2 separate regions of the Homo sapiens genome follow, and region 1 is linked to region 2. A link is a loop called in an ENCODE intact Hi-C map of the cell type or tissue named here. Cell type or tissue: MCF 10A. All regions are shown on one strand. Links, peaks and the distances in the headings refer to the core of each region. The heading gives the core; the rest is flanking DNA. Region 1 overlaps MEF2C (myocyte enhancer factor 2C). Region 2 has its middle 51 kb from the start of LINC02144.

The links. Hi-C counts contacts between places; a loop is a spot of excess contacts. Peaks named below come from ENCODE experiments on the same cell type or tissue, not always from the same donor. Only the 100,000 strongest peaks of a DNase experiment are listed, where the experiment ranks them.
Region 1: a loop joins it to region 2, with 17 times the contacts of the local background. A loop is called at or near these places in 18 of 110 quality-filtered maps.

Annotation. Positions count from the first base shown.
Region 1 is chr5:88,713,787-88,728,940 of GRCh38, forward strand. It overlaps MEF2C (myocyte enhancer factor 2C), which reads right to left. Exons shown (of 11, transcript NM_002397.5): 10 at 14,707-14,842; 11 at 3,331-9,139. The coding sequence ends at 8,818. MEF2C-AS2 (MEF2C antisense RNA 2) reads left to right here. Exons shown (of 4, transcript NR_146284.1): 4 at 8,838-9,045. Among named protein-coding and RNA genes, the nearest start is that of GSCAR, 24 kb to the left of the region's middle. In MCF 10A, for the core only: CTCF peaks have their summits at 10,623 (motif pointing left), 14,134 (motif pointing right) and 14,350; no DNase peak of the experiment used is centred there.
Region 2 is chr5:87,775,433-87,791,725 of GRCh38, forward strand. No RefSeq gene overlaps it. Among named protein-coding and RNA genes, the nearest start is that of LINC02144, 51 kb to the left of the region's middle. RefSeq lists enhancers at 11,655-12,401, 11,763-13,503, 12,402-13,148. In MCF 10A, for the core only: a CTCF peak has its summit at 5,892 (motif pointing right); a DNase peak (open chromatin) is centred at 5,909.

The sequences.
Region 1 (15,154 bases), core at 7,027-15,026, 940 kb after region 2:
CAAGATCTCTAGATTTATAGTCTTAATATTAGATGGCTGATAGGATAAACTGATTATTAACTAGGCAGAGTAAATTAAACCTTATAGGATGAATTCTAAATTAATATTTGTGATTTAATTATAGAAAACTGCTTGCTTAAGTAAGGCTCTTTGGCCAGTTAGTGTAGTCAATAGAGAAGCAAACTGCTAACCTTAAGGTTGTGGTCGTGTCATCCAGAACTGACAGCTGAGGCCATCTGTGCCTGGAGAATCCTAGAGGCGAGCCTATCAGTCCTGAGGTTTGCTCTACACACTGGCATTTTCTTTCCAAAGGCTGCTTCATTAGAGGAGAGTTCCCTGTAAATCTATTCAGTGTGTGGCATTTGCTTTTGGGGGGAAGCCTTTTTTTCAAACTAAAATCTTAAAAAAAATAAGTGGCATATCATATAGCTCAAAAATAAAAACAATATTTAAAAATATGTGTTGTTAAATCTTTCCTCTCATTCACCTCTTTCCCCAACCCCTTGCCATGTTAGTAACTACTTTCTTCATTTCTTTTTTTTTTTAAGTTTTTTATTTTTAATTTTTTTTAGATGGAGTCTCGCTCTGTCACCCAGGCTGGAGTGCGGTGGCATAATCTCGGCTCACTGCAACTTCTGCCTCCTGGGTTCAAGCAATTCTCCTGCCTCAGCCTCCCGAGTAGCTCAGATTACAGGCATGCCACCACACCAGCCAATTTTGTTTTTTTTTTATTTTTAGTGGAGACGGGGTTTCCCCATGTTGGCCAGGCTGGTCTCAAACTCCCGAGCTCAGGTGATCCACCTGCCTTGGCCTCCCAAAGTGCTGGGATTACAGGTGTGAGCCACCATGCCCGGCTGTATTTTCATTTCTTTGTGTGTTCTTCTAGGGTTTCTTTATGCAAATTTAAGAAAACTTATTGTTTTGGTCTCCTCCTTTTCTTACCTGAAAGGTAGCTTACTCTATACACTGCTCTGTTATTGCTTTTTACCTAATGATATGTTATGGAGTTTTCTATATCAGTACATAGAGGCTTTAGTTTGTTTTGTGTTTTTCAAAAAATGGTTACATAGGATTCAATTGGGAGGATGTACCACAATTTACTTAAGCACTCCTGCAGGGATAGGGACCTTCCCTAAGACTTTAATCATGAATATTACACATATAAGCTTTTGCATACACATAGGTTTGCATTTCCAAACACGGCTCTCTCATTTGTAAAAATAAACGAGTATATCATATAGAATATTTCTGGAATAAATGTTTGAAGAAAGTAATTGTTTCTGTAACTATCACTTCTAGAAAAGCCTGTGTTTTGATATATTTAGCACTAGTAGTGTGAAGCTTTGGGATGAATACCTGCACAGCTCGGCTTTCTCTGTAAGTGGAGTAGGTGCTTTGAGCATTAGTAAAGTAGGATCCTACCAAATTATCTTTTGGGAACGTGATATTCCTAAAGAAATAAAATAGCATACTGTGGTCATCATAGGAAAAATCAGAACTTTGTTGACTTCTTTTACCATTATTTTACAGAGTAGGCTTGTGTTTACTTTGAGTAACTTGTGGGAGAGTAGGGCTCCCAATCTTTTCAGTGATTAGCACCTATCAAGTTTTAATGGAGCCTCAGCAACCCTCTGAGTTAGTGATAAACTCTGTGACTTGGAGAAAATCAGTGCTTAGAGGGAATAAGTAAGTTGACAAATGTTACTTAGCTTGTAAGGGGCATTGTTGGTTTAATTATTAACCAAGACCTCTCAAAAAAACTGCACCCTTGTCACAGTGTCATCAAGTAGGTTAAATAAGATCATGTAGGTCAAGTCCATTGTAGTGAAGGAACTGTTAGTGTCTTGCCCCCACTCACAGGCCAACTTCAACGTCTGTTTCCTCAGGTTACCCCTACCATTGCAACCTCCCAGGCATTGGCTCTCCCTTGGTGGAGCGTGTCAAGGAAACTACCAAGGCCCGTACATTTCTGGCCCTGGAGTGTTTGAGCAAAGTGCTCTCCTAACTACTTTCTATTCCATGCAGAATTGTCCCACTAGTAATTCATGTTTCCTCCCATTTCAGTCTGGTCCTTGTACTGAGTTGCCAGATTCAAAGGGTGAGCATCCTTTCTAGAAGTTGGCTACTAAACATGGGTATATGAGGGCTGGAAGTTCTTCCTCCAGTCTGAAGCAATCCAGACTGAGTAAGAGATGAAGCTGATGATTTGGCAGCCAAGGTTATTGATAAGATCAGAAACTACTTTAAGGCCAGAAACAATGACCATTTTCCCATGTTTTCCTAATTCTAACTCTTAACAAAAGTTCCCAGGAAGGAGGCCATGCTTAGGACAGGAGAGGTTAAAGAGCAGCCTCATTTCTGGTGATGGAGATATTTGCTTTCAGGCAATTCGGACAGTTGGAATCCAAGGGATATGCACAGTAGGGAAGTGAACTTGGCTTTACTCCTTCATCACTGGATCTTGTTTAGAAGTCAGTCTGCAAGGATAACACATAGGAAAGATGCCATAGAAATATGCAAACAAAATGGAAAAAGGGTTTTCTCAAATCACAAGATGAAAATTCAGATGCTCTGTTCTGAATAGGGTTCCCTTGCCAAATTCAGTATCTCTATTTAATCCAGACTTTCAAACATAATTGAAAGAAAAAAAAAACACCCACACATCCAAATCAGGCCAGCATTAACTGAATCCTGAGTTTAAGTCCTTATTTACAACTTTCTCATATTCTAACTCAACATACTGAAAACTGAAGTGACTACCTTCCTCACAAAGCAGTGACCTCTCAATTTCCAGTTTGGACATTACTAGGATCCTAATCATTTAAGCCTAAAACTGTAAACTTTAACAATTCCTTATCTATCACCACTCCTACCATTAATCTAACCATTTACTGAATTCTGACAATTTTCTCTCTCCTAAATCTTTCAATTACTTGCTTAAACCTAACTCTTTTAAATTTGCGATTATATAATCAGAGGCAAACTAACTCTTCCAGTCTTGTCTCACTGCTCCCCTACACACGGCTACACTTTACGTAAATAGAAAGGCCCACAATTCCTGTAAGTTTGTCTCTTGCTTTCCCATCTCTGTACCTTTGTATCTACTATTTCTTCCCTGTGAAATGCCCACATCCAGGGATGGTGTCATGATTCCAGGGCCCAGTGCAGAATGAAAATGTGGAAGTCCTTGTTGAAAAAGTGAAATAAAAGGTTCTCTCTGTTAAAGGTACTAAAATATAAAACAGTTCACTTTTTCCTGTGTATCTCTTCTGTTCAGGCACATGCTCTATTGTCCTACAGGACTTTGCTTACAACATTCAAACTCAAATATAAAATTATTAAGGATAATTTTATTATCAGGATATTATCAGGATAATGATAGCAGAACACTAAACGAAACACAAGCTAGGGCCATATGTGACTGCAGGGGTCACATGCCCACAAACAGCTTTGAACTCATCCCCTTCTGGGCCTTTCTCAATCCTGCCCACCTTCAAAATCAAGTGAAAGGCTTCTGCTGGGTGGATGAGGAAGTGTCCATGCTCTGAGCCTCTGGTCTGCTCTGCCCCAGGATGGCCAAAGTGGCTCCCTCATAGCACTTTGTAGACTTCCCTGAGAATGCCTTTTATCTCCTATTAGTTTATAAGTTTCCTAAGAGAAAGGGCTACAACTTCATTCATCCTGGAATCACCACATGAGTTACATATAATAATTGCTTAATACATGTTTGCTGAAAATGAATACAAGAGAACAAAGCAGAAAGCACTGCTATTTTGAAGCCACATGCAACATTTCCTCGAACTGCATTCTTTTTGGAGCAGATATCACTACTAATGCAAAAGTCCAAGTTCTCCAGCTGGCTAACTGGTGGTGTCTTGTTTTCCTTTTCAGTTTTTAAATTAATCTTTCTATCAATCTTTTTAAGGACATTCCCCTTTAGAGATTATTATTGAATGTTAATAATGGATATATTTGATAGTCTCTAAAATGTATGAATTCACTAATTTATTCAGATTTATAAGCCTATGTTTTCAACTTTTAGAAATTACTTCGAAGAAGAAAAAAGGAACTCTTTTGGAAACACTTTCTACAGATTTTAGTTAAAAAATAACTTATGGTACTGCTTTTCACAGTGGCTTTTGAAAAATTCTGTACATTTAAACAGGTTATCAAAGATCTTCATGGAACTTCTTTGATAAAGAAGTTGAACCATTCAATAAGAACCTTAGACTTCCACCACTGGCTGAATTCTGTAATACCCTAAGAACCGTCATCCAATTCACACCCCTCCCACACAGACACACATATCCATCTTTTCATATAATATTTTGAGTTGAAAACTGAGAAAGCTCATTTGTGCTTGTGGCATAAGCTGCTTTTTAAAAAACACAATAAAATTGAATAAATTTAAACAGCAAAACATTAATTTAAAAAAATGCACCACGGACACTGCATCACTAAGAAAGCCAGTAACTTTACTGAATTGTCTGCAAAATACAAATTATACCTTATTTCCAGCAGGAGAAACTTTTGAAAATTTCCCACTTTTATTCACTACAGACAGCTGAATTAAGTCCCTTGAGATACACAGATGTGGTTTAACTTAGTTATAACATCTTGTCATCTAGTGGCGACAAAGTCCAGCTTATGCCGCTGTGAGCCTCTATTTGAATATTTGTTGCAAATGCTTGTATGCCCTCATTTACAAGCGATTTTAATTACTCTCATTTAATGGAAACAAGTCCCCAGGAAAAGAAAAAGAAGAAAAATGATACAGCAAACCATCTGAAGCAATCCAAGTCCTATGCCTACAGTGACCCAGGTCTACTTTGCTCGAAGAGAACACTGGTACTGCATTCAAACCACAACAGAATCCGTCACTTAACTGACCTCTCTGAATTAAACTGAGGTATGAATCAATTTGAGGTATGAACAGGGAAGGCAAAATGCAATACCAGATTATGAAAATAACCAAAATGGAAAAATTTGATGTAGAAGATATGTGGCTTGGATTGCTCCACATCTTTGGTTAAAACATATTAAGAAAAGCCTTTAATTACATCTGTAGTCTGAAGCATTCTAACAGACACCAGTATTCCAGCAATCTTCAAAAGATCTGTAGTGGCAGGAAATTAACGCCATAAAAGTGACGACATCACGGCAGATGGCACAAATGAGAACAGATGAAGTATGCCATGCTTAGGCAACAGCCTTTATTGAGGGTTCAAGTGGCTTCTTCTTCTTTAAAAAAAATGTTTTTTAAAGAAAGAACTACAAAGCGTTTACTCTCTGGAGAAACAAACAACAAAATAAAGAGGGCAAAAAATGCTATCTCTAAGTTAAAAGATGGGTATGTAAGAAAAACAAATCCATAAAAGTGTGTGAGGGCAGACATTCTTTTAAAAAGTGTCTTGGAATTTTGTTTTTTCATTCTCACTTTAGTTAACTTTTAAATGATCTGGGGATGACAGGTATTTTTATATTCATCATTACAAAATGCTAAATTCCACCTTTGGGAAAAAATAAGCCATTTTACTAAAAAACACAATTTTTAAAAAGGTTGAAATAAACAGCCTCCACGCAGCAATGCATACAATATACAGGTTGTGCAGCTTGCGTATATTGCATCACTGTTACCAGTATTCAAGCTTCATATTACCAAAAATCTTTTAAAATAGGATTAGATATAACAATACTCGCAGCCGTGTAAAATGCCACTTATGGATCTTTTACTTGCAATGAAGAATGTTGCCTAAAATGTTACTCTAGGACGGGTTATGTAAAATAATACTCCCTCAGGGCTCTGCCCTAAAGTCTGGAATACAAAGGATTTACTGTGATTAAAAACCATACTAGCTTTGCAAATACAATAAATGGTAAATTACAGATAAGGTATAAGGGTAAAGATAGACCAAGATTGTTTACAGAAAGTGACTCATCAAAATCAAAATTGTGCTTCTTCTCATTAAATCATCTTTTAAAAATTCTCAGATTATCCCTTCCCTATCTTGCCACCACTTTATAAGAATTCAGTAGTGGGAACAAGAGATGACTGGCATCCATTTTCAAGTGATTCTGTTCTCTTCATGTTCTTATAAAACTATTGTCAGAACTGCTATAAATAGCCAAGGCTTCTGCTGGTACTTTAGCTTACTTTATCTTCAGCATTAAAAATTCACTTTTTCTTTGTTGCTGAGGCAAATTGCAGGTTAAAAAACTAATATGGCTATTTCTTCATATTTTCATGTAATGACCCTTTCCCACCCACTGGTATCTACTGATATTGATATACTAAAGTATTTTGAAATGACAAAGAACATTTGTGAAATGTTTGCATATTTTATACACATCAAGTTAGAAGGATGGGTTGTAAGGATGGGATCAAGTCTATGGTGAGGAAAATGATTTTCTTATTTTATTCCCCTGTGCGTGTGTGTGTATGAGTGTGTATATTTTCAGGGATGTTTTTGTTTTTCCTCTGCATAAATGTTATTCTTTCATGTTCCATGGATACCTTGAGTAGTGGGATATATATGAAATGGTTGATAGATTTTTTTTTTTTAATATATAAAACATTAGTACAAGGCAGGCTAGCATCCTTTATGGATACAACCAAAGGTGCATTGTGGTCTAATTGTGGATTTCAGATCAAGTTAAGAAAAATATAGCCTAGTTAATAAGGTCTCTTGGCTTCTGCCACCCAGCGGCAGCCTTTTACAATGAGAAACACATAGCAACTATGCAAGTAAAAGAGAAAAAATGGATAAGAAATGTCCTACACATGATATAGCAGTGTTGATATTACTGCCTATATCTTCTTTGCTGTGTATGTCAATGCATATGATTGGAGATGAATCGACAGATCTTCACATTCCAAGAGAAGGAAAATCTTTCCTAGACTGAAATATCTTTTAAACAATATATATTGACTTTCTTATGGCACTCACTTATTAAAGGGTCTGAAAATTAATCCCTTATAGACGAATATTAGACAAGAGTCATTTTTTTTAAATTAAAAAAAGGGACATAGAGAGGTTCTTTATGGGATTTCTTGAAATGGCTATTAAATCTCTTTATTGAAGAAAAAATAGATGACATACATGCTTTATGCAGAAGTGACATTTGGGGGTCCTGACACACCGGGATTGTTCAACAGTCCTATATTGCTGACAAGATTGTCAAGGGTCAGTTAAAATAATTAAAAACGGATGACAAAGCAACTATCCCTTTACCTGCTTCCTTCTTGTCTAGCACCCAGTCTTTCACATTTTTCTTCTGTGGGAATTTATAACTTATTCACCAAGTAAATTCCATATCACTTGTTTCTAGGGCCATATTTGCAGGACATGTGCCCCAACATAGCTTTTCTATTCTGGGCATATTTCTAAAAAGCGTATCAAATTCTAGGCTGAAAACCAACCAGATGATTTAGAATATGGGCAAGTTAGGATATGCACTTACTGAATTCCAAGATGCATGGTGAAATGGTGAGATCAGAAAGGGGCCCTGCATTTGATAAAAATGCAAAAAACAAAATAAAAATAGCATGAAAGAAACTAGTATATACAATGGATGTCAGTTGACCCAATAGATTGCTAATGTATTAAAAACAATTTAGGGTGTTGCAATGTGATATGTTCTAACCCCACAGGTTATCCTTTTGACAGCTGACCTTAAACTTATAAAATGTAAGCAGAGTAAAAGAAAACAGAAAGAAAATAGTTACTCAAATGTGCAACTGCACAAATATACCCCCCTCCCGCTATTAAGATAACAAAACTTCTGCTATTACCATAATATTATATATATTAGAAAGCTATACACAAGCATGTTAATTTCACAGATTTTTTTAAAAGATTCTTAATATTTTATATAATTAGAAATACACATTTCAAAAACAAAACTTCTACAAAGAGAAAACAGTTATCTTGGTTAGCAAAGCATGGAGTTCTTCATGGCTTAGGGTAGTGCTTTCTATACAAAAAGTCCTTTTTGGTTTTTTACAGGACTGTTTAAAATATTAGCGAAGCTATCAAGGGGAAAAAAACACATTTTGGCTTAAGTAAACTACAAAAAGCCACAAATGCTTTGCAAACTCTGTCTTACCTTTTATATGAAAATAAGCAAAATGTAATGTACATATTTTTATATTTTTATTTAATAAGAGATGCAGACCCAGATTTATTTATTTATTTAATTAAATATGTTAGCCCTCCAACTCCACATTTTTTTTTAATAGGTATGGTCCTCTTTTAATGGTCTCTGATCCTTTTTAATGAGTGCCATACGCCAATGATATGCCTGCAGGTTTGTGAGCATTCTTGGGATGTCAGGTGACCTGGTGTGTTCCTAACATTTACCAATGGCCACCCATTACCGGGTCTGTCCAAGCATCTATACATTTTTCTATATGTTGCATAACAGCTGCTCTCTCTTTCAGTAAAGATCTGCCGCTTTTGGCAAATGTTTCCTTTTGTCTATTTACATGTAAATAACGTTGAACCTGCAACATGACACTATCTATTGTAACATACATTTTGCAAAGGAGCACAACAGTGAAAAGAAGTTAGCCTTAAAATCTATTTTGTACAAGTGTTCTGTTGTACAACTCAAGTGCTAAGCTTATCTCAGCATTTCTGTTTATCTTTATACTGTATCACTGAGGCAATTTAAAAGTACTTTTACAAAACAGAGTACCTGACTTTTTTTTTTTCCACACACGGCACATATAATGCATATCGACCCCCCTTCCCCATTAAGGTATAGCACACACACACACTGCAAGAAAAAAAAAAAAACTAGTAAGTAATAATCTGATCATGTTGCCCATCCTTCAGAAAGTCGCATGCGCTTGACTGAGGGACTTTCCCTTTCGTCCGGCGAAGGTCTGGTGAGTCCAATGGGGGAGTGGAATTCGTTCCGGTGATCCTCTCGGTCGCTCCCGTCGTACGAACTGCTACAGCTGCTCAAGCTGTCAACAGGAGATCTCCCCGCCTCGTGGCGCGTGTGTTGTGGGTATCTCGAAGGGGTGGTGGTACGGTCTCTAGGAGGAGAAACAGGTTCTGACTTGATGTTGAGGCTTTGAGTAGAAGGCAGGGAGAGATTTGAACTCTGAGATAAATGAGTGCTAGTGCAAGCTCTGTAGGAGGAAAGGAAACCCAGTTACAGATGAAGGAGGCCTGGAGGCCCCAGGAACTCACAATTAAATCAAACATCAGCTTAAAGACTCGCATAGACACCAGAGCATGCCCAGAGTGAAGAAAACGTGCTTGGAAGCACATAAGGGCATCGCCTTCTCAGGGCGATTTAGGATGCCTTTGTTGATTTGCCCGGTAGTAATTACAGCATTTAACTGGTCCAGGCCTCATGAATTATATCTCTAGTCTCCGAGAGGCTCCCTAAACATATAGGTTACCATTTCAGAAAGGTTTAAGACACAATGGAAAAAGCATTTTCTGTGTTCATGGACTCTATCCCTAGACTAGTTCTAAAAATTAAATTTCTAAGCATTTAGATACAGTGTTTAGCTCTGGAATTAGACTTCCTTGATTTACTAATGCTTGTGTTTGAATATTATTTTTAAAAGCTTATTATCAATATAAATATTTGCCTCCAATTAATAAGCACATACAGATGGAATCACATAGTCTTCAGAGAAAGTGAAGGGAGTTAAATTTTAAATGACTAGAACTCAAATGCTGCACAATAACTGTATCTGGTAAAAAGCTTTGGAGGTGGAAAAAATGGAAAGGGGGAGGGAAATTGAAAATTATCTGCAGAAAGTTTAAACGTTGGTTTTCAAACACTTAAGACTTTCTACTCCATTAAAACTGATAATTTGACTTTCTTCATCCTTTTGCAGTTACATGAGATGAAAATACTTTGTGTTCCACAATGACCTCAATTTTATTAATGTTAGTCACTCCCTGATGCGTGCGGTTCTTAGGCTACCACTCCTCTTATTTATCATTGGCATTAGTTGATGAATCTGGTGTTGCCTAAGGAAAGCTTGTTGCCAAGAAGGATGTAGTGTGATTTTACTGTGTTTATAATCCTTAATCCTCATATATTCCCAGAGAGAATAATTTTTCCTTTTTCCAAAATCTGGGAAAATTTAGAAACTTGGAATTCTAGAGGAAAAAAGTATTAAGCCCTTAAGTGTAGATTAGCAATCACAATGACTTTGATCAGGATAAACCATAGTGGCATTGCTCGCATCAATTTTAAGATGCTTTTACTCTTCTTACACTAATTACACTGACTTCCAGAGCTAGAGTCAGGATTACTTGACTATATTGTCAAAAGAGCATGGTACTCTCTTTTACTGAGGAAGAATCCAAGTGAAGAATTATCCATACAGACACACCCATTTTAAACAAAGGAAAGCAAGCCTACTTACTAATGTATGTAATTATGCTGCTTTCCAGTGGAGAGAATTAGTTGGCACTAACAATGTCATTATGACCACTGAGAGAAAAAGTATATATTTCAGAAAAAAAGTGAAGTAACTTGGGGCTGGCTTTTTGGGAGATGCAATACAAACTCAAGATGTATAGTGATATAAAATTAGTCAGAAACGAGTTTATCTTTGAGTGATGTTTTGTACAAAAGCACCACCTACTGGCAAAGAATTACTTTCCTTCTCCTATTAATAAATAGATGAGCTAATGTAGAGAATAATATAAAGGAGAATTATTTGTTTCCTTAATAAGCGTCTCTTTCTCTAGCTTTTATGATCTTATATAATCAAAGCAGTGTTAGCATTTATATCAAGAAACTACACTGACTGTATATAATTTTCAAACACCTGTTTATATTTGGAGCTATTTATTTGTAGCTTATTAATTTATAGTCTATCAGTTTACTAATTTTCCAAAAGTTTTAATTAAATAAGCCTTGTTAAAATGGGGAGAGGGAACACCTGTATTTCAAAAGGATTCATAATGGTAGACTATTTTATCTTGGTTCAAAGTTACTTAGTGATTCATTCTGATGTTTGAGGAAATCGTCTTTTGATTTCTGGAATAAAGAATTTTCCTGGCTCTAAGAAAGACCATTTCACTAAAATTTAATTAAATGCTTCTGCTATGAATCACACAACTATTTAATAATGAATATGAATTAGGAGTCTGAAAATAAAAAGTGATATGTCAATAAATACTTTTGCTTGCTCTTTGACATACAGATTATGTCTTCACAGGGAGGGTGACATAGAAAATTAGAAGAAAAAATTGGTGAGTTGGACAGTCTAAGCAGTTAATCTAGACAAGGTAAGGGAAAAATAATATAACCAAAATTCTGTTTCTTTAATACAGTTTTTGGAAGCTGCATTATTCACCTCTTTGCATCATCTTCCTATGTTAACTGGCCTGTATAGGTTTAGCTGTGTATCTTCCCCATGAAAGATGTAACAATTATTGGTTATCCCTTCCTACAAACAGACTAGCTTAAATTTATCTTTTGGTGGAATTTCATTTGACACTGAAAACATACATGAAGCATTTTGAGTAGTTCTGGGGACTAAATCCACAGTAGTAAAATGCAAGTGATATCTTAGATTCAGCTTCATTATACTGTGACATAGGATATAAAATAGAATGGCTAGTCTCTGTTAACAAAGAAGTATTTTCTTGAAAAGAAAAAAGTAGCATTAAAATAACTTAACTGCATATATGCTAGGTTCAGATATAAGCATGTTGGTCTACTTGAGAACAAAATATAGACACGAATAATTATAGACCCTGATAATTGTGAAATACTGCATATGTGTGGGTGGGTGATAAAGAGGTGGGTGGGGAGATAGAAGCCAGATATGCAAGTTACCCATATCAAGTCCTCTATGCAAATTTTCATCTATTACAGATGCTTTTGAATTGGGAAAACTCCTACCCTTTCCCATAATTGTTCAGAAATCAAACATGACTGGATAGTTTTATTCAAAATTTTTACTGCCTCCGCCTGGAAATTAGACTATCAAACTATATTTAACCTAACCTTTTATAAGTCATCTCTACTCAGAGTTATCTCTCTCAGTATGTACTGAACACCCACATCAACAAAGTTGACGTATGGAAATGCTTCCAGAAAACAGGCTGCCCTTTTTATAGGTGGTGGTTTAGAAAAACACTAAAACTTAGTGTTACACTAAATCAAATATTAGTATTCAAAGGACTTTCATTAACTCTTGATGGCAAGTTCCTCTGTCAGCCATCTCTCTCCCTATAGCAAATAAATTTGTGTTGCTTACTTAGCTTGGTTAGATAAAATCAGATACTAGGTTTTAAAAGTATAGCTTTGAAGACTTAAAGCTCCAAAGGACAAAATGAACTTTTTTTCCATGGACAAAATATGAAGAACTCTGTTTATGGTTTTGCAATTTTGAGAAAGAATTGTGGTAACCATCTTGGGCTGCTGGGAATATCTACTTTGGTGGAGCTGAAATATATTCCACTCTGCTATGAACATTGTCTCTAGCCAAAAGAATGTGAGCCCGCAACACAAATCTCTGCGACAACTTTGGCCTGGAAAATGTATCAATTCTTTTTAAATTGATTTACACTGTAAAGAATTAAGGATGCTCATGTGAATTACTTTACATAAGTATTGCAGCTTGGGATTTTTTAAAAAAACAGTTTAACATTTAATCGTGTGAATATGAGGTAGTCCATGTGAAGGAACCTCCTTTCAAAAAGCTACTCTGTGTGTGATTGTGAGAGGGAGAAAAGAGTGTGTGTGAAGCAGAGAGAGAGAAGGGCCAACAGTGGAAGGACTGGAAGGGTCATTCCATTGATTTGAGGGGTAAGGGAAGTGATTAAGTGCAATTAAAACTCACAGAGAAAACTAAGAGTCAAATTAAGCACAACGAAATTAAGTGTTGAAAGGAACCGGGAGCTGAACAAAATGCTTAACCTTTGGCTGTTGTAATTCAGTTCCTTTCTGTCTAAGGCTGTCCCTCCTTTCTCATTTTCTGAAACCTCTATTAGAGGCAGCAGAGAATTAGATTCTTCCTTGTAATAGAAAAGAGTTTTAAAATTGTAGTACAGCTAAAATATGTAAATAAATATGTGTTTATATGTAAAAATATAAATTATCAGGTACTATTGAAAACAAAAAAAAGCCACATTCAGAGAAAATAATATGGCTTTTGACATTGATAACTTTTAGGGAAATCTAGCCCTATAATGGATGAATTTTGTGAAAAAAATGGGAAATAAGCAGTTATGTTTATTTTTGACAAGAATCATGTTCAGTGGATTCCCTGCTAAGCCATAGCAGTTGATACTTTGTACAAAATATGTATACATGTACATATTTTTTAGTTGCCTGGATGGAATTATGTGCTTGGTGATAATTACCTGAAGAAGTTCCCACAGTTAATGTCTACTTGAATAGTTAACATTCCAGAGAAAATTTAAGTGTCCTAAAAAGATAAAACTCTGCGCTGATCAATATGTAATGTATCTTCAAAGTTAACTATCTTTCAAGAAAGCTGACCAACAGTATCACGTGAATTTATCTTACTATTTAAATGAAAGGTTAGATTTTCAATGACAGTGATTAGCGGGTAGGATGAACATAAGCAAACAGTGTACGGGTGAATATTTCATAATCAGATCACTAATATATGCTAAATCACTATCATGTGAAAGCTAGTGGGTGGGGGGAGAGAGGGCACCAGCAAACATAAGAGACACAAAGTTGTGGTATAAATCAGTGACTTTTATACTAATCAGTGTTTTATTCTCACTGTCTCCTTAGACATATGGATATATAACTAGTTAACTAATACAGCTAAGTGATTAACGATAACAAATGGCTAAGCAGAAAAGTAAAAGTGGGCTAGGCAGACAGAATATTTTTAAAATATAAAAGCTTGTTATCTTTAAATATTTTATATCCTCCTGGTATTTTCTTTTGAAGATTAATTGCAATTTTGGACTTATTAAATTTACAGTCAGGCTTTCAGTTAACGTTTTAAGCTTTTTTAAAAAAATGATTTGTTTTATATGAAATAGTGTGAATTGTGAATTCAGAGCTTTTTAAAGGTTTGAACGTTTCCATAGATAAATGACAAGAGTCATTTCTATGATAAAGACATATCTGAAAACTACCACAAGGGGGCAGAAAGATACATCCTCTGACTACATAAAACAAAAATTATTTTTATATCCAAATTTAGGTAATTAGTATTATATGTACTAGTTAGTATTATATACATATATTTCTTAAAATATCTATAAGTATACAACTATACTATGAGTACATTATAAATACATGAAGCCTGTGTATCAATTGACTAGTTGTTCCTATGTGTATTAGGTTAACATTAGCATAAACCATATGGTTTATGTGAAAAAAGAAAAATTCTCAAATATCTAAGCTTATACTATAAATGCCTTCTTATGTCCCAAATGAACTGTGTGAAAACTAAATAAAAATTATATCACTGATAGAAGTGGAAACAAATGTAGCCTAAAACAATAAGGAAAGAATTTACCTCATTATTACAGAGCTCGCTGTCCTCTTAAAAAACAGGTATATAAGATTTAAGCTACTTGAAAAGTATTGATCTGAAAATTACACTTGGATTTCAATAAAGTAGAGTTTTATACCCGTTAATGGGATATTGAAGCACATATTTAGAGACTGTCATTTGTTTTTCAAAATACATTCTAAAATTATATTATAAAAAATAATATTGCTTACCCCAACTGACTGAGGGCAGATGGTGGCATGTTATGTAGGTGTTGCTGTTGCCAGCCAGTTACTGAACCAAGGTGAAGAGCGCTGGCGGTGTTAAACCCAGACAGAGATGACAGGTCTGCACTACTCAGAGAGTACTCTAGATTAAAGAATAAAACAACAAGGGAAAATATTAAATTTAGAAATTATCAAATGGTAAATAGAATAAACATTTTCAATTTCCAAAATATTCTATTAGGATTATCGTTATTATAGATATTTTTAATTTTGAGGGGAGGGGAGATAAAGCATCAGCGATAATTCTAATTTAAAAGGAATATACTATAAACCAAAAATAAGTATTCCACGAATGCTCTGAAGTAGCATAGTCCGCAATTCTAGTTTATTAGAACTACAATCTAGTATAAAGGTATGTACATATTTGATGATGTAGAAATGTTAAACAATCCTG
Region 2 (16,293 bases), core at 2,663-10,662:
TGGACTAAATTAGGAATCACTTACATGCTTACAGACGGAAGGCAGATAATGAATGCCTGAAGTAGGCTTGGAAGAAATCTCTCTAAGAAGTACTGAGGACTGGGCAAATTGGAGAAAGTATGCCCTGTCTAAAGAGAATGGCAAATGTTCAGTCCCAGGTGATTTTATCCTGCAAGAAAGAAGACCCACTGTTACAAAACCTTCTAGTTTTTCATGAGAAGCAAGGTTTTTTAAAAATGTGAAATGCCCTGGGTTTTGAATTAAGAAAAAATCTGCTTTTGAGAACTGGGCAGGCCAAACAAAGCATATGTGAGAATGGGTTCTGGCCTAGAAGCTACCAGTTTATTGCTGCAGACTAGACGATCTATGCCTGTTTTTTTGACCCATGTAATGTGTAGTTATATATGCAACTATTTCTTGAGTATGCTGTCTCAAAAATCCCTTAAAATTGAAAATATTCAGTCAACAAAAGCGTGGCTGAATTGAGAACATTTCCTCCTAGACTCTATTAAAAACACTGGAAGATGGAGGAATGGGAACAGTTATACTGTACTGTAACTTCAGCAAAACTTTTCATTCTGGTCCTCATGTTGTGCTCACCTATAAACTCTGGTTAAGATGAACTCTGGTTAAAAATTTCCAAATGAATACAATATTGTGCCCAGAGAAAGGGTCCCAGGGAAAGGTTATCAGACTCCGGACCGACCCAGAAAATGTTAAACAAATAGTATTCTGTGCGAATTAGTCTTGACCTCATCTTGTTTAACAATATCTTACTGACTTATTTATATATTTATTTTATTTTAATTTAATTTAATTAATTTTTTTTTTTGAGATGAAGTCTTGCCCTGCCACCCAGGCTGGAGTGCAATGGCACGATCTTGGTTCACTGCAACCTCTGCCTCCCGGGTTCAAGCAATTCTCCTGCCTCAGCCTCCTGAGTAGCTGGAATTACAGGCATGTGCCACCATGCCCAGCTAATTTTTTGTATCCATAGTAGAGACAGGGTTTCACCATGTTCGCCAGGCTAATTCAAACTCCTGACCTCCTGATCTGCCCGCCTTGCCCTCCCAAAGTGCTGGGATTACAGGCGTCAGCCACCGCAGCCGGCCCACTGACTTACATGACAGAATGGCATGTTGCTTATTATTCTAAGACTGGAACTGGACTTGATGAGCTGCCATCCACCTGGCTCAGTCTTAACTGTTGAATAGGGTAGCTCCTCTTTGGAGCATTCTGCTAGGTACCTTAGAATGATATCATGGAAAATGTAAAGAAATGAAAATTGCTTCCACTTTAAAGATTTTGGATATTACTTAAGATATCAAGCATATATGTGAAATAAAATAACAAGTTTATTGTATAAACTGATATGGTAGAAATTAGTGCCGAGCGGTGCCAAGACAGAGGAATCCAATCAAGTGAGGTAAACTACCACAAAGTCCCAAGAGGTCAGTGCGAATGTTGTATGGACTTTGAAGAAAGTCTGGTCAGGTGAGGCAGAGATAAACAAGGCATGACATGTCTACTGTGTTTTATGTTTAAAGTAATAAGAAGAATGAGTCATGTGCAAAATTCTCTAGACAAATGAGATAAGTGGCAGCAGATATGAACAAGGGGAAAATGGCACCATTCCACAATCCATAAAATGGAATAATTATATGAATATGTCAGAGAATAATTACCAAATTCATCCATTAGAGTTTGTTTTCATATTGTATTAAATCCAGTTTGTTAGCATCATGACCCCTGATTTCTACCAAAATTGAATGCTTTGATTATTGACATATCTGATAAAAGTTCTGTTTCTGCTTTTGCTAAGAAGTTAATACTATAAATATACTGTTACTTACACATCCAAATTTTGTTCAATTTAAGAAGCATATAGGAAAAGAAACAGGCTTTATAATCAAGTGATATGCATAAAGAACATGGGACAGTTTCTGACTCACATTAGTGATGAGCATGGCATGGAGGAATGATGTGTAGTAAGATGAAGCAGACATAGATTTGAATTTATTTTGCCATTTGATAGCTGGTGACCATGGGCAAGTGATCCAAATTCTGTTAGTCTCAGTTTCCTTATGTGTACAATATAAATACTTCCTAATTTGTGAGATTATTCTAAAGATGAGCAATAAAAAATACAAATTATGGCAGATGGCTTTGAGTAGCAGCTATTATTATTTAAATGATCAGTATTAGCCATATAATAATTTTCAGTTCCTTTGTAAAATTTGTGAACACTCTAGCAATGAATCAATTTCTATATTGCTATTGTAATGAAGACAGGATATTATTCTTATGTTAGGAATTTGGGGTCTAAAACTGTAAGAAGTAAAATACTTCCTAAGTTTCTTTACCATAAATTTCTAGGCATTAACAAGTTTAGTCTTAGCTGTTACACATATATACTCACATTTCTACCACTTATAATCAGATGTTTGCTGTTTAAATCGATGTGTTTTTTGATACAAAGAAAAAAAGGAAATTCCCCCAAGGATTCTTGCAGAAAATTAATCAGCTGATTTCTAAACTTCACTGTGATTCAGAATGCCTTGTTGAGTCTTGAACACATGTATTGTTTTAATAAAGCAGATGCTTCTATGTGGGGGCATGGTTTTCCACTCTGTTTCATTTAAGAGGCAGACAGAATGGGATACTGCTGCAGCCTAGCTGTGTAACCTAAAAGAGAAATACAGCCCAAGAGAAGTGAAAGAAAGGGATCTAACATCCAGAATATCTGCCTTTAAGTGCAGCATTAGGTAGAGAGCACCTGACCAATGACATTCATTAAGAGATGTCCATACACCAAATATACTCCTACACATAAAAGGGAGGAAAGGACTCCCTTAATTTGTGTTTATGAGACTGCAAATCGTTCCTCCAGAAAATACAGAAAGACCCTCCCCCGGGTATATAATATAAATGCCAAAGTTAATTAATTCTATTAATTCCATTAAAAACATTATGAATAAAAACTGAAAAATTCAGATATCTCTATCATCTATCTATCTATCTATCTATCTATCTATCTATCTATCTATCTATCTATCTATCATCTATATCTCCAGGGAAACTTAAGATAAAAATAGACACAATGAAAGAAATGCAAAATGTAATGCTTATATAGAATTGTTTTCATCTGCATTTCATTCTAACACCTAAAGAATGAGCCAAATTATCTTATCCTGGGAGAGATCATGCTTAAATTATGAAGACTTTAATATTTTCTTTATCAAAGCTATTTTCTATCATAATTCAAATTTTCCTTTAGTCTTATAGATGGAGCTTCTTTATTTCACTTCATGAAGAAAGGATACAAAAAATTATCTACATAAGCTTAGTAAGATTAAAACATACAAATTTTAGTCCATCAAAAATGGTAGATGCTTGTTTTTTAATACTTGTGGATTTCTCACTTTTCAGTACTTTTGACTATCAAATTCAAGTTTTCAGATAAGCCAAGTTGAGCAGCCTGTGGCCTAAAAAATCAACTATACATATCATAAAGCACCATTTTTTAATCATAAAGCTACAAACATCTGCACTGATTACAATTAAAAACAGTGTAAAAGATTATCACTCCAATTATAGCTTCTTGTTCTAATCAAAACGCAGCACTGTCCTCAGACAGCAATGTGTGATGCCTACATGCCTTTTTCTATGAAATAAAACCTCCCTGAGGTTTTTTTCCTTTTCTTTGAAACAAAGAATATGTATAATTGTAGTGAATTTATCAGAAAAGTAGCATTTTACTCAGATATATTTTTTAAACTGTTTGGAAGTCTATTTTTCTGTCTATGTGAACCTATTTAGAAAAAATGCAGAAAAGCACTATCATGCTACTCAACAAAGAAGTTTCCAGCTTTCTAAAGTTTTTCTGAATATTGTTTTAAGGAACACTGCTGTATGTGGTTCTCAATAATATTGACATTAAAATTGGTAGAAACACTGCTGGATTTCAATTAAAATTGGACCAATATTACTTAGAATTTTATAAGTAGCTTCTTTTTACATTTGAAAATAAAATCAAATTTCATATATAATAATTATTAGAAAATGTAATAAAAGTACAGTTTTAAAATTACCAGATAATGTCTTCAGATAAGAAAATTATAGTTAAAATATCAGTTTTAAAAAATCACCAACCAGTTGATCTACTAGAATATATATAGATATCATCTGTAAACATTTATTGTTTAAGATTTCATATTGCCATTCCAAGAAAAAATTGGAAAAAAAAATGAGCATTTTGTGTAACATGAATTTTTCCCTATGGTTGTTTGAAAGGCGAAAACCCAGACTTGACCTCTCTTTAAGAAAATTTATACTAAAATTAGTACAAAGTAGAAAAATCAAAGAACATTCTTTCTGATTCAGCATTTTTTTAAAAAGCATCCTTACTTTAAAATATTTGCTCATAGTCTAAATTAAATGATGAAATATAAATGTTCAAAAAGAACACAGCAAAGGCAAATAACATCATACTTATCAGAGAAATGTTAAATTCAGATTTTATGAATTTTTGTTTGTTCATAATTGAATCCTTGAAAGTGAATTTTTAATATAAACAAAAAAACAAAATTATTTTCCACTTGTATATTACTTATAATGTTTGAAAGGTTAAATGTGCACACCTCTTCAACAAGTACTAAATTAATTTACTAAATCCCTTCAAGTAAGGATGTTTGATTTAAAATATTTATCAGTCTTTGAACACCACATGTATAGAGAAAGTCGCAACTTGTATTTCTTATTGATTCCCAAACGCAATAAAATACATGGGGTCTTCAAAATTCCTATTAGTTTCCCACCAACAGCCCCTTTTATTGGTGATTTAGAAACTTTAATCCTGGTTCATGACTAATACTATGCAGATGTTTGTTATACAAATATAGAAATTAGCTTCTTTGTATCATTAAAAGGTATCTCAATGAAAACACCGTAAATTTAATTTTTCACATTATCCAAAAAGGAAACTATATTTTCAGAGTATAAGAGTTTCCATCTGTAGATATAATAAATGTAATATTAAAATGTGTGACTCAATGGTATCAAAAGGGAGAATGCCTAGGCCTATGAAATAACTCTCAAATAGGAAAAGAATGAAACGTCATTTTGGTTAAGTAGACTTTACACTAGTTGAAGATTGATTCATTAAGCAAAGTTCAAGCACACTTTCTATTCATATAAATAGTGTGTATAATGCCATTTTGCAAAGATGACAGTGGAAACTTGTATTTCTGAGAGTGGCTAAAATAGCTTGTAAACAGTATCTTTGCAATTTGACATTCCAAGTGCTGCTTGCAGGGCAGCACATCTGAGGGTTGGTAGGGGAAGAGTATCTGAGGATAGCACTATTTTGGGTGTTTCCAAGAAGCAGAAAGTTGGTTCTTTGATTTTATTACCTATTATTGTCTCAAATTAGAATGCCAAAGGGGGCATTTTATTAAAATAAAAGCCTGATGAATACAAGCAAAAAAAAAAAAAAAGCTTCAAGCCGTTGAGAAATTTGAAATCAAAACAGAAATTTTAAAGAAAAGTATGATGTGAAAATAAAGGAAAGTAGAGAAGAAGAAAGGAAAGAGATGTAGCAGATAATTAGACAAAAGTGAAAGGAAGGGCCCTAGTTCTGAAACCACTTCCGCTTAAACCAAAATGGCACCAAAAATTTTAAGCCAGGGTATTTAAACTGCTGGAATATTTCATCCTGAAAAATTATATTTTTCAAGCAAAATAACTACTTTGTGTCCAAATTCTCTGAATAATTATGGCAATTTCTCTCTTCTATTTGCACTTCCATTTGCATTATAGGCACTACTTAAATACAAACAGGAGTGGCTCACTGAGATCACAGAAGAGAGACTTCTCACAAAGCCGCTAGATGGCGTGAGAGCACTGCATTGGACCTGCTCTGCCACACGGCCGCGTGTAACATTGAGGCGTTTATTCTCTTCACGCTGAGAGCTCAGTGTTTAGTCAAGTAAGACGCGTTTTCTTTCAGAGAGATCTTTCTGTGTTGCATGACACTTTTTAGGACACAAAGGGGGTATTCCGCCCTCCCCATACACACACTAAGAAAATGTCGAATTAAATTTGGAATAGTAAAAATCATTTCAGTATTTACTGGGGCTTCCTGAGAACTTTACCTTTCAGCTCTTTAGGGGATAGTCTGCTATTTGTTATGCAGCCTTCCTTAATAGGTAGTTATAGGGAAAAAGTCCCTTCAGCATTATGCCTGTGCTCAAACAACTGCAGACAAAGTTTGCATATTCTCAGTCATCCCCTCTCTTTTTCCTGATTTTTTTTTCATCAAAAATTCTCTTTGTTTTTCTTCATCTGATATTGTGGGGTCCCTCATTAAGGACTGTAATATGAAAAGCTGGATTTAAAACTGCTGTCAAAAAGGAGGTTGTCCTCTTTTAATATTCTTTACCAGCAAAGCAAAAGGAAATGTCTTTGTTCTTGCTTTATAAATGCAATGTTTTTTGCTTTATTTAATGTTTCTGCCAGATCACTAGGCACCTTCTAATCTACCCTCCCAACTTTGAGATATACTTTTATATTTGGTCTTTGCAGATTCCCAATACATGCATGAGGCATCTCTCTGTGCCTCCACAACAGGACTAATTACCATATTCCTCCAGATATTATCACTATCTCCCTTCACAAAGTGTCCAATGTAAAAGCTGTTTTGATCTTTCAGATAAGTGCCTTAATTTAAAATAATAGCAAAAAGGTAAAATTAGGCCTCTATGCTCAGCAGTGCATGAATGACAAATCTGTTGTAGTTTGGGGTATATTTTTAAAGATTCCTTTTAAAACCTCTTATAGCAAATTTACATATGATCAAAAATGATATTACACATTGGCGAACTGAAGTGCATAATTTACTTCATATGCTACTGATATAGTTATGTTTATACGTATAATGGGTTTTACAGTTTTGGTATAATATCATACCAGTTCAAAAACTGAAAGATTTTTAAAAGCATTTTTTTTCAGTTTTTATCCACCTCTGAAAAGTTATTTTTTTCCTGTATAGTGTCTCAGAGCAAGATGTATCATTTTTAATGTACACTTTTAGCCCTAATATCCATGAATTTATGAAAACCGGAGATTTTATGAGGGCATTCAACTAAAATATTTGTCAAAATAAGAATTCAATAATGTAGTTATACCTCTTTAAAATGCAAATATTGGAGAACAAATGGGCAACTTGGCAAAACTTGCTTCATAGTGTTACATTTTTGTTTTTACCCTGTGTAGTTCTGGTTTATAAGAACATGTTAATTTGTCATATTAATAGATGAAATGAGTCATTTGGATTATGTTTGAATTGGTTCTAATCTTTGATATCATGAAAATCTTCACTTTGGATATAAGCTCCCTAAATCCATGACTATTATTATACAACGTGTTGCTATAAAGCAGACAGATAGATAAAGATATCTTGAAATAGGAGCTCCATGTGTGCACAGCTGATTTTTTTTCCTCTTAGACATTCTATGTAATTCATAGTAACAGGTTAGTCAATTGATCATAAGGAATGTAAAACAAGACAAATACTTTAATCATTTTGAAGTCAATTATTCTATATACAGATCTAAAACAATTGCTAGAAATATAATTTTAGCTGGTTGTGAACGGCCACTAAGCTTTTTCGTGACAACTGACTGCTTAACATCAGTGGGACATTAAGTTACTTTGTGCTTGAAAATCCACCAGGGAGTGTATATATGTGCTCTAAAGCTGCCCACTCAGTTCTGTTTGATCACTTGCAGAAAACCAATAGCTTCTCACTGATGCTGAGAGGAGTATTGCCTCCATAACGGATTATAATGAAATATTTCAATAAAAACCCTTTTTAAAACTTATTTTTTTTTAAATTTGCACTTCCATGTGAATAAATGACTGAACTCCATAAAATGAGTAAACAGGACACTTTCAAGTGTTCATGGCAGAGAAGTGATAGGGCAGAAGTGAAATAGACTAATCTTTTTTGGTTCTTTTTGTATTTGTATGTCCAAAGAGTTTGATAAAATTTGCGACACAACCAGAGATGCAAACAACCAGAGAAAAAAGAATAGAAAATGTTGTAAATGCTTTTGTAGATGCAGTAGGCGAAGCAGAAAAATTCAAATTCAAATTATATTTGGAGTCACACCAAGCAGATGTAACTAGTATTTGAAATTATTAGTAATGCATTGTATTCTCATTTGTCAATTAGTTCTCTGTAATGTCGGAATTCATAAAATATAAAAGAAAATCTATTGATCAGAATCTCACTTAAATAACAAAACGTTTGTTTTATTTTGTTGTTCGGAGAAAGTCTTTTAATATTGATTGGCTTATTTGTCCAGGTTAATTGAATATCAAATAATTTAATAATTAAATGTTCAAATAGCTGAATATTTAAGCATTAAGCTAATTAAGTATTGATCCCTGTGATAATAAATAACATTAAATAGCAGAGTTGTGATTATACAGAAATAAGCTCTTAAGTTTTTCTCACCTAGAAATTTTTTGTTTCATGCTGTAGTGAAGATTCTACAAAGTCATTGTATATTTTTAAGAAAAACTAAAAAGAGACCCACCAATAATTTGGAAACTGTTAATAAAATAAGTGTACTTTCTTTTAAAAACTGCAAAATTACCCTTTTGTAGACCAGAATATCATGTTTGAATTACATCTTTTAAAATAAAAATCTTGTTGGAACAAATTAGGAAAATAAGGAGGTTTTAAAGAAAGCCAGAGAAAGCATATAACATCTTAATGTGACTGAAATTAATATCTCTTTAATATGAGTAATATAGAAGAAATGGTTTTTTTAAATCCCCCATTGATTTGGGGAAGACATTATACTTGATTGTTGACTATTTCATTTAATTCCTTCACACAAACTTAAGTCAACTATTCCAAAAATCAAGAAAACTTTATCAACATAGTATATTAATTCTAGTTTTCCAAGTGTTTTCACAAATGTCTTCCCACAATGCACTGCCCTAAGTATTTAATCTGTGACCAAGGCTGGGTCACCAATAAGACCAAAGTGATAGCCACAATCTCCATTTCCATGTGCAGTCTCATCAGCCTCAGAACGCTTAGTTTTCCACCAGTCTCCAGTTACAAAGGGCTGCATTCCCACTTTTATGGAGTACAAGATTAAACACATAAAATAAAAAAGTAAAATAAAATAAAGTGCACTAAAACCAAATGGCAGATATTTGAATATAATTAATGTTGGACTTCTATTATTTGATTACACTAAAGATAATATGTGTCTTTGTTCCAAGAATAATATGTCTCTTTCCTCCTTCTCTTCTCTTTGCTGCTTGAGTGAATTGTTTATAAACATGTAACATTCTTCTGAAATGAACTGGGGATGGGGGAGAATGAGAAAGAATGAAATAGAGAAAGAGAAACAGAGAAAAGTGAGACAGAGACAGAGAAACAGAGACAGACAGAGGGAAAAGGAGGAAGGAAGACAGAATTCAGATCATCTGGAATCCAGAAATCTGATTCTGCAGGAAATACGATAGGAGGGCCTATACTACTTTCAAAGGTTAGCTTTAGTTAACCACAGCAACATACAATTCTATAAACTCTTCTGTCTCGGTTTCTTTCTCTCTTTCTCTCACATAGACATATGTGCACACATAACCACACACACACAGACTCATACAGGCCTCTGCCCCAAAATGAAATAAAGAGGGATGTATATTGCTAATCCTCAAAAACAACCATTTGCACCTGGGGTTGGCAATGGCACCAAAAAGCCAACCACTTTTTCTACATTACAGTTCATTAAAATGCCACTGACAAGTTATGTCTTTACAGGAAACAAAACGTATCCTGTTCCTTAAGGAAAATCCAGATAACTAGAACCAATACAAGCCCTTACCCCAGTTTGCTAAATGGGCTCAGGCGAGATGGAGGAACAGCCTGAAACACAAAACCATTATGTGAAAAATAACATTAGTAATTAATCTGATTGAATATTTAAAGCAACATTTTTTTTGAAGTCATCAAGATGTTTTTCCAATCTTCATCAGTCCTCCAGATTTTTATTATTTATTGAATGATCACACAATAATAATATCCCCAAGTATATAACCCATGAGTATATTGGTGCAGATCAAAATGAAAAAAATCTGCTAACAACTTCATCAGGAATCCAAAGGCTTAGGTAGAATTAGAATTCAAGACATCAAAAACCTCAACAACCTATTTAATCCTTTAACCACTAGGCCACACTCTCTTTCAAAATTGTTAATAGAAACAACATTGCCCTTTTTGTACAGCTGTAGATGCCCTATTGATCTGTATCACATAGCATTTAACACTGGATGATTTGGCTAGGAAAAGCAATGTTCACTGTTCCATGGCAAATCAGACAACAATGCTAAGATTTGCTATAGAACCAGGAAAATAGCATAGGAGATAGGGAAACAACAGCCACACAGAACAAACCTCATTTGCACGTTTTTCACAGCTATTTTTTACTCCATAAGAAAGCAAAGTAGTAGAGTGCAATTGTATTAAAAGTAAAACTATTTCTGCCTAACGCAGATGTGGATCATGGGAATGGAAACCTAATAAACCAACAGCTGAAGGCCACATTATTGCCCTATCCTCCTCCCCTAGCTCATTTAGAAAATGACATGTTTTTCTTCACAATGTTTTTCCCCTCCTCTCTTTTTAGTGGCAGTAATGCTGAATGCTCTTGACATAATTCTTCGTTCACCCCTGACAGTCATTTTTTTGAATACTATCCCAGCAATAAAACACCTGACCTCGAGTCTTTCAAATGGCCATTGGCTTAGGTTACCCCAATTAGCCAGACTCATTTGGAAGTATCCAGAGGAGTCAGGTGCATCACTCTTCACTAAACTCAGCATTCGGAGCAAACACATCTTTTTTTAGGTCAATTTATTTTTCTAAGGGATTTTTCTATTCCTCTATGATCTAAACATAGAAAAATAACAGGTTTAAAAAATAATCTACAAGTATGTAGAATTCCGATACCAATATTTCTGCCTTGGAAGTCATATAGGGCAACATGCCTAGTTCCCTGAAAGTTGCTTTTCAATATTTAAGGATAATTGAGAGAATTAGGTGTACAAGCATCAATGGAGAGCGATTTTATTTACATATAAGGAAGCTACATGTCTGCATAACTTAATGAAAAGACATACACACTTTGTGCACAGCATACATCTGTGATATCTGTATGTTTGGGTCAATGTATTTTTGGAGTACAGATCTCCCAAATCAATAGCTCTTTATTAGAATCCCCTTAGGTGGAGAAGAAAATGTGTACCTCCAGAGATAAAAGTATGTTTATTACATGTTTGTGTGTGTAATTAAATGTAGGATTTTGCCTCAGGAATAAAGCTTGGACTAAATATAAATAATAATTAACTGAGGCTTCTTAGAGAATTTTGGCAAAGGAAAATGGATATTTTCAACATAAATGAGATATGAGAAATTAAAGGTATATTTAAATTATACTAAAGGCAGGGCCCTTTAATTTTCAAATTATTAAACAATTAAAATTTTAAATTATTCTGAACTAAAATGCATGTTTATGTTATGTTTCTGATACAGCAATCTCTTTGCTCCGTTTATTTTGTATTTAATATTTATCAATAAGTACAAGACTTCCTAACAAATGTATAATTTTTTTTCCATGAATCTTTTAGAATTTGTGTGCGCTACACAATTTTGTCACTTGGCACATTTTTATTCCTTCTTAAAAAGGACAAACCATGAGAATCCTGATAGACTATACTTGAAATAAAATAGGAAGTCCACACAACTGAAGGTGAACAAATAATGCAGGCTGAAATGAGTATCTCTTCGAAAGACTACAAGCTTCCTTTTGACATTCAAGCAATTCAGTAAGGAGGGAAAGCGAAATTGAATTTAGCCGATGCAAATGAAATTAAAACTAAATTGGTTGTCACATCAAACTGATGTTAACTATGTAAATGTTTTCTGTTTATGAAACTACAGTTTAGAGTATATAATTCTGCAAAAATAAGAATATTTTTGTGTTCTTTTAAAATATAAATTAAAAGGGCAGATTATGAAATTGTTTAAAATCCTTGCCACTTACCCACGTAATATCAAAGGACCTATGAATCATGAAAACTGTGGACATAGAGTATTGAAATAAACATACACATATAGATATGCACATCAATACACATGCATGCTTTTCTGGCCAAGCAGTACCCCATTACATCATTGCTTCAAATGCATTCATTCTCTTCAATATTGTTGGCTGTTTCAGGTTAACTACCAAAATCATTTGCCTGAGAAGCGAGATTTAATTGTCTTACAACTACCTCTGTGAGGTACAATAGGGATTACAAGTACCCATTGATTATACTATTGGGTAGAATAAGGGACTCTTATTCTAGCATTTCTCATTCATTTTGTCATTGCATTCTCTTTGAAAGAGACCAAATGGGTCCCAGCAGGTGAAAGCAAAGAAACCTGAAAGGCCCCCTTTGATGAATGACAATACCACAACCACCCTCCCCCCCACCATTTTTGGAGATTATAAAACCTTATTAAGTCATGCCCTGTTAGATATTGATTGAGAGGGAGCTAAACTAAAACCAACAATAGCAGCATGGATCAGAGAACACTGCTTTCATCAATGGGCACTAAACACAGCTAAGCTTTCCAATCTTTTCTGGGGGGGCAGGGTGGGGGGACTTTTTTTTTTACTATTTACTTTTGTTTAAACCATTATCCTAGAAAGTCATACAATTATAGCTACTTTGTCAGTTAAGAATAAATCGTAGTTGTCTAGCACTTCATCTTTTTGAATGTAGCAGTGTATTGCACAAACAATATTATACTTGGTTAAGATTCAGGATTATTATTATGATTATTGGGGGGTGCAATTCTGGGTAATTATCATAATTATTCTTGACTCTGGGACTCCTTTGATGACAACGTTGCTTTAAAGTAAACCACTTGGACATAAAACCCAAGATATTTGAAAAGAGACTGCTGCCAGAATCAGAGTTGAAAACTCACCCATATTTTAAAGCTATCTTGATTATCAGGCTGTTTGCGTTCCTGGGCTGTCTTTTCTGCCATCTGTGAGCGCCACAGCAAACAACCCCTTTATGACAATCACCTCAGTATAACTTGAATATGTCTGCTTTAGAGGAGACTTCTGTAATAAGACTCTGTGCTAATTAACTGTCAGCCTTTTTAAAAAAATAAATAAATAAATCAGCAGACTGCATTTTAGAAAGACACTCCACCAAAAAATTCCCAAACAAGATTTAAGTTTATGTGCCAGACTGTAACTTCTACTCCATGTTTTTTCAGGCCTTCCTCTGAGTAAATCTGTTTACTTTAAATACTTCTCATGTGATAAAGGTTTTCATTTTTCTTGCCAGTTGACTACAGGTAGTAACATTTGCTCCTCCTTCTAAACAGCTACTTGATTCAGTAACGTTATCCTCCAAAAATAAAAGAAGACAAAAAAGAAAGGAAAAGGAAGGAAAGGAAAAGAAGGAAGAAAGAAAGAAAAGGAGGGAGGAAAGGATGAAAAAGAGAGAGAAAAGAGTCAGGTGTAAAAAAAACTTTTTTTTTTTTTTTTTGGCCAGAAATGGTAGTTACATGGCAAAAAAAAAAAAAAAAAAAAAAAAAAAAGAAAAAAGAAAAAGTAAATTAGGGTTGTTGCTATTGAAAACAATAATAGTTAAAAGGGCCAGACACTAAAATTATTAGTTTAATATTAAGGATAAATAATTTCTAGTTCAAGAGAAAGAATTATTTGTAGAAACAGCATTATATTCACTGAAAATGACTTTTTAAACAGTCTCTAGAAACCATAATTGTCTTGGAAGAATATAGGAATCAAGGCTTATACAAAACAGACACAGACACTTAAAAATTCATCTTGGTGAACTCTTTCCTACATACTGGATAAAACCAGTAGTAACCACTTGAAAATAAAGCATTAACAATAATATTCCTCTAAAAATATAAAACATAAGAATGAATGCAAAAGTTTTTATTTTCTTGTTAAAATCCACCTTGAATAATGATTCTCCAAAATATACACAAGAAATACAATTTTTAAGTTGAATATAATAAACAGAAAATAAAAACAATACTAAATTATTTTATGTTTTAGGCAAAATTTCATCTCTTCATATTGTATAACTTTTTTACTTAATTTTCAAAGATTTAAATTGCGTTTATAAATTAGATTTTATTATTAAATTATTTTTTTAAGTACTCAAAATGTTACCTAATTGTTAATCAATATTTCCCATTTGTAGGGTCTCCTAGATTTGTTAGCTTAGACTTTAAATTTAGACATTACATTCTTTCAACATTTTTAAACATATGGCATTAAATATTATAATTTATAAATTTTGTTTTGTATTTTTATTTCAACACCTTCCTAATGTCATACTTTGAATGCAGATTTAAATAAAGTATTTAAATATTTAAATCAATATATCGAATTTGAGTAGAACAGTTAACTAACAAAAAATTGCCAAGTTATGTGTTGGATGATAGTTTCCTTTTAAAATATGATGTTGTGCATACATTTTTATAAATGCAGCAATTCAGTTGAAAAGTTTTAACATTTGTATATGCTAGCTGATACAGATAATTAAACAACAGAATCTGTTGCTAATTTTATTTTCATTAGATTTGATTTTTTCAAGTGGGTATCACCTGTTAATTTTGTACTGATTAGTTCAGTTCCTTTACTGATTTGTGTCTCTTAAAAGAAACCTGAGAGTTAGTCATTTACTGTATGAAAAATTTTTAATTCAGTCATCAGTTGGCAATTTTAGACTGCCTTGTATCTTAGGCAAGTAACTAGAATGTAAAATAACTAAGTTGCAATAATAGAATTTTTTAGTGTCTATAAAGTACATTTTCTGTTTTCCATTTTAAAAAAGTGCTGTAATGTTAATTCTTCTTTAGATTGCCCAGAAATAATAAAGCATAGTAGTAACAAAAATATCAAAATTTTGTTCAGTACCCTCACTGAACTAATAATACTTAAGGTAGGCCAAATCTTCACACTGTTATGTAGTTGGAGGTGTCTTTCCTGAGTACTTTCTCTTGTATCACATTTAAGAATTGCAAACAAATTAGAAATTGTTTTAGCTTTAACACTAAAATATAATAATAATTCTAATCCCTATCACTTTCCTTAAAATTGAAATGTAATTCTGTTTTGTTATTTTATTATGTAGCCTTTTGTGATCAAATTACATATAATCTCTGAGTAATTTCCATGATCTCTGACTAGAATTTCGTATGTTTAGATATTCATAAAACAACAATGCACTGTACCCAAATTGGTACTTATTTAGCACTTTTAACAATACTATAACATTATTTGAATCAATTTGTATTAGAAATAGAGTAAAAATGAAAAGTGCCACATATTTTACCCAATTATTTCAAACTGTTGATAATACAGAAAGCAGACTATTTTATAGAATTTTATTCTCTATGCATAATCACATTTTCTTCTGAAATTACTCATTTATCAAAGTGTTAAAGAAAAATAGAGATTTTTCTTTTATATCTTCCAAAGCCTCTCGAAAGACCAACTTGCAAAATTATAGTGATGTATATACAAAGTGTTATTTCCTTCTACCTGAAGAAAACATTACCTCAGTCTCATGCATATGACATCAAAATAAAAATTGAATGTTTGTTTTAAATTGAATAACCATGCCAAAAATAGTCTAAATGTTATTAGCATCTAGTCCACAAAATAGTTTCAGTTAGATTAAATATGATTTTTCCCCTAGTGATATATGTTATATTCATGTTATTTTGGTGGTGGGTGGGGGTAGGGAGGAAAAGCTATTTCTCATTTAAGTTGAAGTAACATTGTTAGTAAGATAAATTTTAGTTCAATGAAATAGATATTGGATTTTTGAAATTGAATTTGTAGTAAAATTTTAATCATCTCTTTTCATACACGTCTAATTCATAATGATAACATTTATTTGTGGTAGATTCAGTGGACCACATCTTGACAGAATGTTTCATTTGTCATGCCTGAAGTTGGTTAAGTATCCAATATAGTGCTTTCTACTTAGGGTTCTCTGCTTTCAGAATGTTACTTTCCTTGAATTCTATTTTTGAAACATTTAAGAAAATTTAATTTCCCAGGATGGGAGATTTTACAATATTTCTCTCTTGGTACTTTGTAAAATTTTGAGATTGCCTGACTTTGTCCCTGGAGCTTTCATGTGAAAATATTTGGATGTACT